Linked DNA regions of Homo sapiens: region 1 is linked to region 2. Evidence: chromatin contacts called from ENCODE Hi-C data. All regions are on one chromosome and are shown on one strand. Each heading gives the region's core, a stretch centred on a gene start or an enhancer-like site at or near the end of the contact. The rest is flanking DNA. Distances are from core to core; before and after follow the strand shown. Region 1 overlaps MOSMO (modulator of smoothened). Region 2 overlaps METTL9 (methyltransferase 9, His-X-His N1(pi)-histidine).

Evidence for each region. A loop is a pair of places that touch in the nucleus more often than their neighbours do. Pooled maps may share reads with other maps.
Region 1: a pooled map shows a loop between it and region 2 (2.7-fold over the local background). The contact joins two enhancer-like sites. A Hi-C loop is called at or near these places in 3 of 50 pooled maps.

What each region holds. Positions count from the first base shown.
Region 1 is chr16:22,025,185-22,028,886 of GRCh38, forward strand. All of the region lies in intron 1 of MOSMO (modulator of smoothened), which reads left to right. Among named protein-coding and RNA genes, the nearest start is that of MOSMO, 19 kb to the left of the region's middle. RefSeq lists an enhancer at 935-2,134 and a silencer at 2,530-2,689. Within about 2 kb of position 1,372, at least 7 of the 41 ENCODE cell types and tissues checked have a DNase peak (open chromatin) inside an H3K27ac peak, as active enhancers do.
Region 2 is chr16:21,645,006-21,648,799 of GRCh38, forward strand. All of the region lies in intron 4 of METTL9 (methyltransferase 9, His-X-His N1(pi)-histidine), which reads left to right. It overlaps IGSF6 (immunoglobulin superfamily member 6), which reads right to left. Exons shown (of 6, transcript NM_005849.4): 2 at 2,128-2,487. It overlaps LOC124903663 (a long non-coding RNA gene), which reads left to right. Exons shown (of 2, transcript XR_007065025.1): 1 at 1-171; 2 at 1,927-2,462. Among named protein-coding and RNA genes, the nearest start is that of IGSF6, 5.7 kb to the right of the region's middle. RefSeq lists an enhancer at 541-720. Within about 2 kb of position 2,331, at least 8 of the 41 ENCODE cell types and tissues checked have a DNase peak (open chromatin) inside an H3K27ac peak, as active enhancers do.

The DNA.
Region 1 (3,702 bases), core at 122-2,621, 380 kb after region 2:
ACTAGCAGCATGATTTTGGGCAACATACCTCAGAGGTCTGTTTCATGTATATAAAACACTTACAGTGCTTGGCACATAGCACTATGTAAGTGTCAACTAAAGTTAATCAGACTAACTTTTGAAGATCCTTAGCTATAGTCTTTTCGGGAGCCATAGGCAGTTATCTTAAAAATTGATCATAAATACTTTATTGTAATAAATATTAAGTTGTAGATATAAATGTTACCATACCGATTCTACTGTTTACATATAAATTCTAGTCCATGGACAACTGGCCACAGTGTTTACCTCATATGAATAGTACCACTACTGTAAAGAAGAGTAGTCTTACTGTTGAAAAAAGTAAATTTCAATATTGAATACAAATTGAAATCAGTGAGCCTAACTGTACATCAAATTAATCATGTAACCATCAAGGAAAAAAGGAATTATCAAGTAACTTTTCAACATAAAACTCTGACTGTGCTCTCTTAATGATGGGATATAACCTAAGGACAAAAAGAACTGCAAAGAAATACTGATCTTAGTAGGTAACAAACCCCCTACAACAGCTCTGCAGGGGAAATGTCCCCATTTTGCTGTTGAAGAAGCATATTCAAAGAAGGGAATGATTTACCTGGCATTAAATGATGCTGGAGTCATACCACACTGCTGTTTTTATAGTGTGCTGTTTCTGATGAGTCCTGTTTTAACCATCCTGGTTTGTTTAGTACCTCTCTCTTATTAACACCCTCTGTAATTATTAGAACCACATTTTCAAGAACTTAGTAACCATTTGAACCCCCTTTTTTCAATAATTTCATTCCATGTAATCAGGCCTAGTTTTTTGAAATCTGCTTTCCTAAGGGGTATTTGACCTACCCATTCTTTACAAATTCTGAGATGACCTAGATGACCTAACAGCTTTTTTCCTAATTCCTCCTGCTTCACCAATAACTAGTTCCTGGAATATTAGCTAGTGTCCAAGTCACAATTATTTATGGTCTGTATGATAACTAAGTCTGGAAGTTGGATATGAGAGAATTGCATTCTTTTTTTTTTTTTTTTTTTTGGAGACAGGATCTCACTCTGTCGCCCAGGCTGGAGTGCTGTGGTGCGATTTTGGCTCACTGCAACCTCCACCTTCCGGGTTGCAGTGATCCTCCTGACTCAGCCTCCTGAGTAGCTGGGATGACAGGCACGTGCTACCAAGCCCAGCTAATTTTTGTATTTTTAGTAGAGACAGGGTTTTACCATGTTGGTCAAGTTGATCTCAAACTCCTGACCTCAGGTGATCCGCCCACCTCGGCCTCCCAAAGAGCTGGGATTACAGGCATGAGCCACCGCGCCCAGCCTGAGAATTGCATTCTTAAAGACATTAATCTGTTTGTAATTTAGGATGTCTTATAGTGATTTGGTGGTGAGACATACGGGAAGGGGTGGTAAAGAGTGCAATTGTTGGACCTGTGCTTTTTACGTGAAATAGCGGAAATGAGTATTACTTTACAAACTGGTTTTGGAAATGATTCATTCATTAAAGAAAGCAAATAAAAATAGCAATAAAACTAGGACATAATAACTGGTTGTTAAATGAACTCTATGTCCTTTGAAAAGGAGATGATTAAGGAAGAAAATATGTAAATAACTTGGGTACACAAGCTGCTATTTGAAATTCTGCTGAGTAAAAATGATAGGAGGAGTTAAACTGTTCAGGAATTTAGCTCTTGCTTAAAGTATTCGTGTAGCAAGTCTCTGTTTTTTTTAAATTACAGTGTTTGAAGATCCTCTTCTTGAATTAACAGAATCAAAGTGAAATTCCATTTTTTAAATCACTCCTAAACTGTCTTTAGTGTGTGGCTTTAAAATATAATTCTATGTAATATACTAGAGAAATTCTCAAGAAAATCTAGGACTAGGATTTCAATATAATTTTAAAAGGAAGTAAGGTGGGCAATCAGATTAATTTGAAAAAGTGCTTTATATCACTAGTAAGAATGCAAAACTGTGTTATAGTGCTTTCATTAGGTTAACTGCGTTTCTAAACACCTGGAGAAAATTATTTTAGTATTTTCTGTCCAAAATAGCGGTTTGTGGAAAATGCGCCACTTGTCTGGGGAAATCAGTGTTTATGAGACATCTTTGTTAATGTTTCTAAAGTTTTAACTCTCTGGACAAACATTCAAGAAAAATTTAACCGTTATACAAAAATATTCCTACATAGTAAACTTTGAGCACACCTGTGGAATTAGACTTGGTTCATGTTCTAACCAACTCCTTCTAGCTGGTACCTTGTCATTTAGCCTGTTACTGAGTTTCCTTATTGAATTGTTTTGAGAATTAACTTGAGCACACATAAAGCACTTAATACTACACCCAGCACTAAGAAAGCACTCAAAATATAGTGGCAGCTATTATTATTTATCCTTCTTCCTCTCCGTTTTCTCCTCCAGATTTATGAGTGATAGGGACAGAAAATTTCTTATCAGAGTGCCCTTTATTTTAATCTCAAGGTTTTGAAGTAGAATTTAGGACAAAAATAGATTTTTCTGAACCAAAACACTGAAGATTCTGTTTGGGAAGTGAGAAAGCAAGCTGCTAAACACCTACTCTACTTGTGCAGTGACAAGAAAATTGAATTTCTCATTCGTTTCCTGCCCCTAGCCCTTGCCTTCAGTTTCTCTGCCTCAGTATGAAAGTATCTGTATTCCTTTGGGGACAGTTGCCTCACTGAAGCCACAAAGAGCAGTCTCCAGGAGTTGTGTGGCAAGCTAACTATAACCTTTTGGAAGAACATCTGGATACAGTTTTCATTTTTAAAATGTATCGTTTTTTAGGTCATTAGATTTATATAGTTCAAATTTATTGGTGTCAGTTCTCTTCCTAGGTTGTACCATCCATTTTGAAAAGATGTATGTCTTTTATCCAGAAGATGTAAAGTATATAGGGTCATAATCAATAAAAATCTCTATCTTCAGTTAAACTACTGGAGTTTTCCCTTCTTCAAGTTTTCAGAATATAATCATTATACCAAACACACGTGTGCGTATGCATATATATCCATCCATACAAATATAACTTTCCTTTATTATGATTACTCAGTTGCAAGCAGTGTAGAAGTTATAATATTTGTTTTATTATAATCATTTCAGCAATATGGATAGGGCTACTGGACCCTGGAATTTGAAAAGAGAGGATCTTTTTTATGTTTTTTTTTTTTAATTTTGATAAAATATGCATAACGAAATTTACCATCTTAACCATTTTTAAGTGTACAGTTCAGTGGCATTAAGTTTATTCACATTGTTTTACCACCGTCACCCCGATCCATCTGTAAAGCTCTTTTCATCTTGCAAAACCAAAACTCTACACCCATTAAACAACTTAAAAAGAGAGGATCTTAACATCAGAATCACATAATTACTACTCTATAAACATCTGATGGGTGTTTACTTCTAAAACAACTGCTTTCTTTTTTAATTGACCTTTCACTATACTTAGCCTCTTCTAGGAATTATTATATGTAATCTACTCAGTCATATTTTCTTTAATTTTTCTCTTTCTACAACTTTACTTTTCCAAAGGTGATGTAAATTACATGTTTTATGTTCTCCCATGTTTATACTCTACTTAACCTTCCCTCACTCCCATAGGCTTGATGAGTGTATATTGTCAGAGCATTATTTCCTGTACCCACTGCTATGTTTGTTTGTTTGTTTATTTATT
Region 2 (3,794 bases), core at 1,081-3,580:
ATTCGGAATTTCTCTCTCCTTGCAGAAATTGTCTTGTGCTCTGGGTAGGGATTAAGTAACATGCCATGTCTTCAATTACCTGACTATTTGGAGTACAAAATACAATTAGATTTGTACTTACTGTCTGAATAGCCTGTACTTTCCAACTAAATATCCCATAGATGAGACTGAGTGTGATGGCTCATGCCTGTAATCCCAGCACTTTGAGAGGCCGAGGTGGGCAGATCACTTGAGATCAGGAGTTTGACACCAGCCTGGCCAACATGGCGAAACCCCATCTCTACTAAAAATACCAAAATTAGCTGGGCGTGGTCGCACATGCCTGTAATCCCAGCTACTCAGGAGGTTGAGGCAGGAGAATCGCTTGAACCCGGAAGGTGGAGGTTGGTTGCAGTGAGCTGAGATCACGCCACGGCACTCCAGCCCGGGCGACAGAGCAAGACTCTTGTCTTAAAAAAAAAGAAAGAAAAATCCCATAGATGCTTATCCTGTGAATGCAGTTTATGCAGCATACATTTTTATTTGTGAAACTAACAAATTAACCACATCTATACAACTAAAATAAAAAAGCTTCAGTGTGAAAATAGGAGTTCTGTAGAAGAGACAGGAAGTTGCCATGTCTGCCTTAACACTTTCAATTCTGCCTTTCACTTTCACTTCACTTTATATAAGCCTTGCAGCTTTGAGACCTTCATCTTTTTACAAGCCATTTTTCCCTTTGACTAACATGTTTTTAGAAGGCTAATGCAGTGAGACATACAAATCTCTAAAGCTGTGTGTGTTTTCATATCAGTAGCTAACATTTGTTATTTGCTATATGCCAGGCACTATTAAAAATGCTTTAAGTGCCTTAACTTATTTATAATTTAGCTGACAGATGAGAATAAACTAAGGTTAAATGACATTTGAATATCAAAAGCCCATTAGAACCCTCGTAGTTTAAAAGCACAGGTTATAATACTGGATGGTCTCCCTTCCTCAGAGTCCTATTTTGAAATCGAAGGGCTGGTTGATTTTGAGTTCATGTTTTAACAATCTCTGCTCATCATACCAGGGTCCTTCCTAAGGGAAGAGACCCCAACAAGGCGAGGAGTTGCTGCTGTTCTCTTTTTTCCTTCAGAATCATGTAAAGCTTTTTCTCTGAAATTCCCCCTTTTTTTTTCTCGGGAATGTCTTAATCTCAGTTTACTCAAGGGAATGACTTGGTGAAATTACTGATAGGATTTAGCTATGTTTGATGTCCTCGCTCGGCTGAGGAATTGTCATGGGTTTTATCAAATCTCAGGAAGTGAGAGTCATCACTTTCCGTTCACTGATGTCCAGGCAGAATGGGAAGGGTCAGGGATCCCTGAGTAGCTTCTCTCCAAATCTGTGCTTATTCTCCATGTTGCATAGTTTCTGTGGGTCCAATTTATTGATCTTTTACACTTCTCTAGTGCTTTGTTCTAGGTGGTGCATTACCAGACTAGTTCCTGAGAAAGCTGATAGTTACTCACCACAAGGTTCCCTTTGGACATGGTACTTTACACTAAATCACTGTAATATACAAAAGAGGTGAACATGGTTGGTTAAACATCACCATGTAGGGAGAATAGAGCACCCAGCAAATCACTGACTTTGTGTTAGTGGATGTTCGAGATGGATTGGAGTAGTTCTTTTGTTTTTCTGAGATGGAGTCTTGCTTTGTTGCCCAGACTGGAGTGCAGTAGTGCGATCTCGGTTCACTGCAACCTTCGCCTCCTGGGTTACAAGCGATTCTCCTGCCTCAACCTCCCAAGCAGCTGGGACTACAGGTGCATGCCACCATGCGCGGCTAATTTTTGTATTTTGAGTAGAGATGGGGTTTCACCATGTTGGCCAGGCTAGTCTTGAACTCCTGACCTCAAGTGATTCGTCCACCTCAGCCTCAAAGTGCTGGGATTACAGGTGTGAGCCACCACGCCCAGCCAGTTGGAGTAGTTCTTTAGTCCAAACCTCATGGTGACTTGTGTTCAGATCACACCCATCACTGGCTAGGGTATTAACTTAGCAAATTTATCTCCTGATTTCTACATGTGAGTGAGGTAATGATTTTACAGGCCTGAACAAGATGCAATGATGCACTGAAATAAAGCCTCGCTGACTGACCTCTTACCACCAGTGTGGTCCCTCCTCCTGTCTGTTTAGCTCTCGCTTCCGGCACACTGGGGAATGCTATTCCACAGATGTAAATTGCACTGTCATTTGAAGTCACTCTGTTTACAGTGAGGGAAACTTGGTTTTCTTTGAGGGCCTCCCTCACTGTGAACTTGTCTGCCTCACTTTTGCACCCGTCCAAGCACAGGTTCTCAGGCTGGTGAGCACCGTAGCGAAACCACAGGCATGTTGGTTGCTCAGAAGGGCATCCGGTTGCGGAGAAGGTACACTTTATGGTGACGGCCTCATGAGTGTAGTCCACTTCTAGGTACCACGGTTGTGTGACAGAGAGAGTACAGGCGCCCACAGCACCTGTGGGAGGAAGCAGATGAGTGGGTTAATGGGCCTGCCACCTCACTTTGTGCTTTTATTATATTTTTGAGGTAGGAAACCCAGCCATTCTGTTATTTTTCTTACCTTAATCCCAATATAAATAAGACTAAAAATAAACACCAGTGGTCCTCACTTGCCCCAACTCCTCCTGTTTTCTGACCTTGACCTGCTGGGTCACATGATGTCTGTTCACTGGAGGCCAGCCCTAGAGAGGCTTCAGGGGAACAGAGTCCCTGTGCAGGAGGCCTGCATAGAGGTGGCACCGTATTGGACTCAGAAGTTTGGGGTCCATCTGTGACTCTTGCTCCTTACAAGCTTTCCTTCGATCCAATCACTTAATCTCCTGCCTGCTTTCTTGTCCGCACCCTGGCCTCCCCAGAGTGCTGTGTTCAGTGTGGTAACCTGTGTCCCCAGACGAACGTTGCTGCCGCTGATGGAGCCTATGAGCAGCAGCGATGTTTGTGCTTTGTGGGAGTTGAGATCGCCAGGAATTCATGGCCATTCACAATTGTTTCTTTGTGAGCCTGGTGTCCCTTTGGGAAACATGATAAAAGGCAACATGTACACCTGTGGAAATGCAGCCCTGGCTTAGCCTACCATGTCTTTGATTACTGAGCAGGGACCATATGAGCTCGCCAGGCCATAGCTAAGCAGATTTGGTTTCTCCCTGGCGTGTGTGCTGCTTTGTAGGCCCTTGTAGCATTTATCTTATTTAATTAACAATATTGTGATAAAGAGCACAGACTTGAGTTCAAATCCTAGCTCTGCCTGTTCCCAGCATTATAATCTCAGTATCTCAGTTTCCTCATTAGAAAATGGGGATAGTATTGTTGACCTCATGCAGTTAGTGTGACGTTCAAGATGATGCCTAGGAAGTGTTTACCTGCCTAAGCTATAGTAAGTATTAAATACAAGGGAGCGATTGCTGCTGCAGCCGCCACTGCTACTGTTCCCACAGTGTCAGATGGCTGTTGGAGAGATGGTTGTGGACGTCTAGCCACAAGGTGTTCACAGAGCTGGGATTAGTCACCCACTCCAGTGTACTGTCCACCATGTGGTGCTCTTCCAAGTTATGAGGATTGAGTCCCCCACCTTGGCCTTTATATCCCAGGCATGTGAAGCTGGAAAGCCACTCGAGTGCACAAATGGAAAGACCCGCCCTAAACCCTTCTTTTGCGGCAGGGGAGGCCATAGGTAAAATAGTATTGGTTGAGACAAATTGGAATTTGTCAAGTTTTTGGTCTGAGTTCCGCCTGGTCATATATTCCCAAATGGTCCTATTTGTG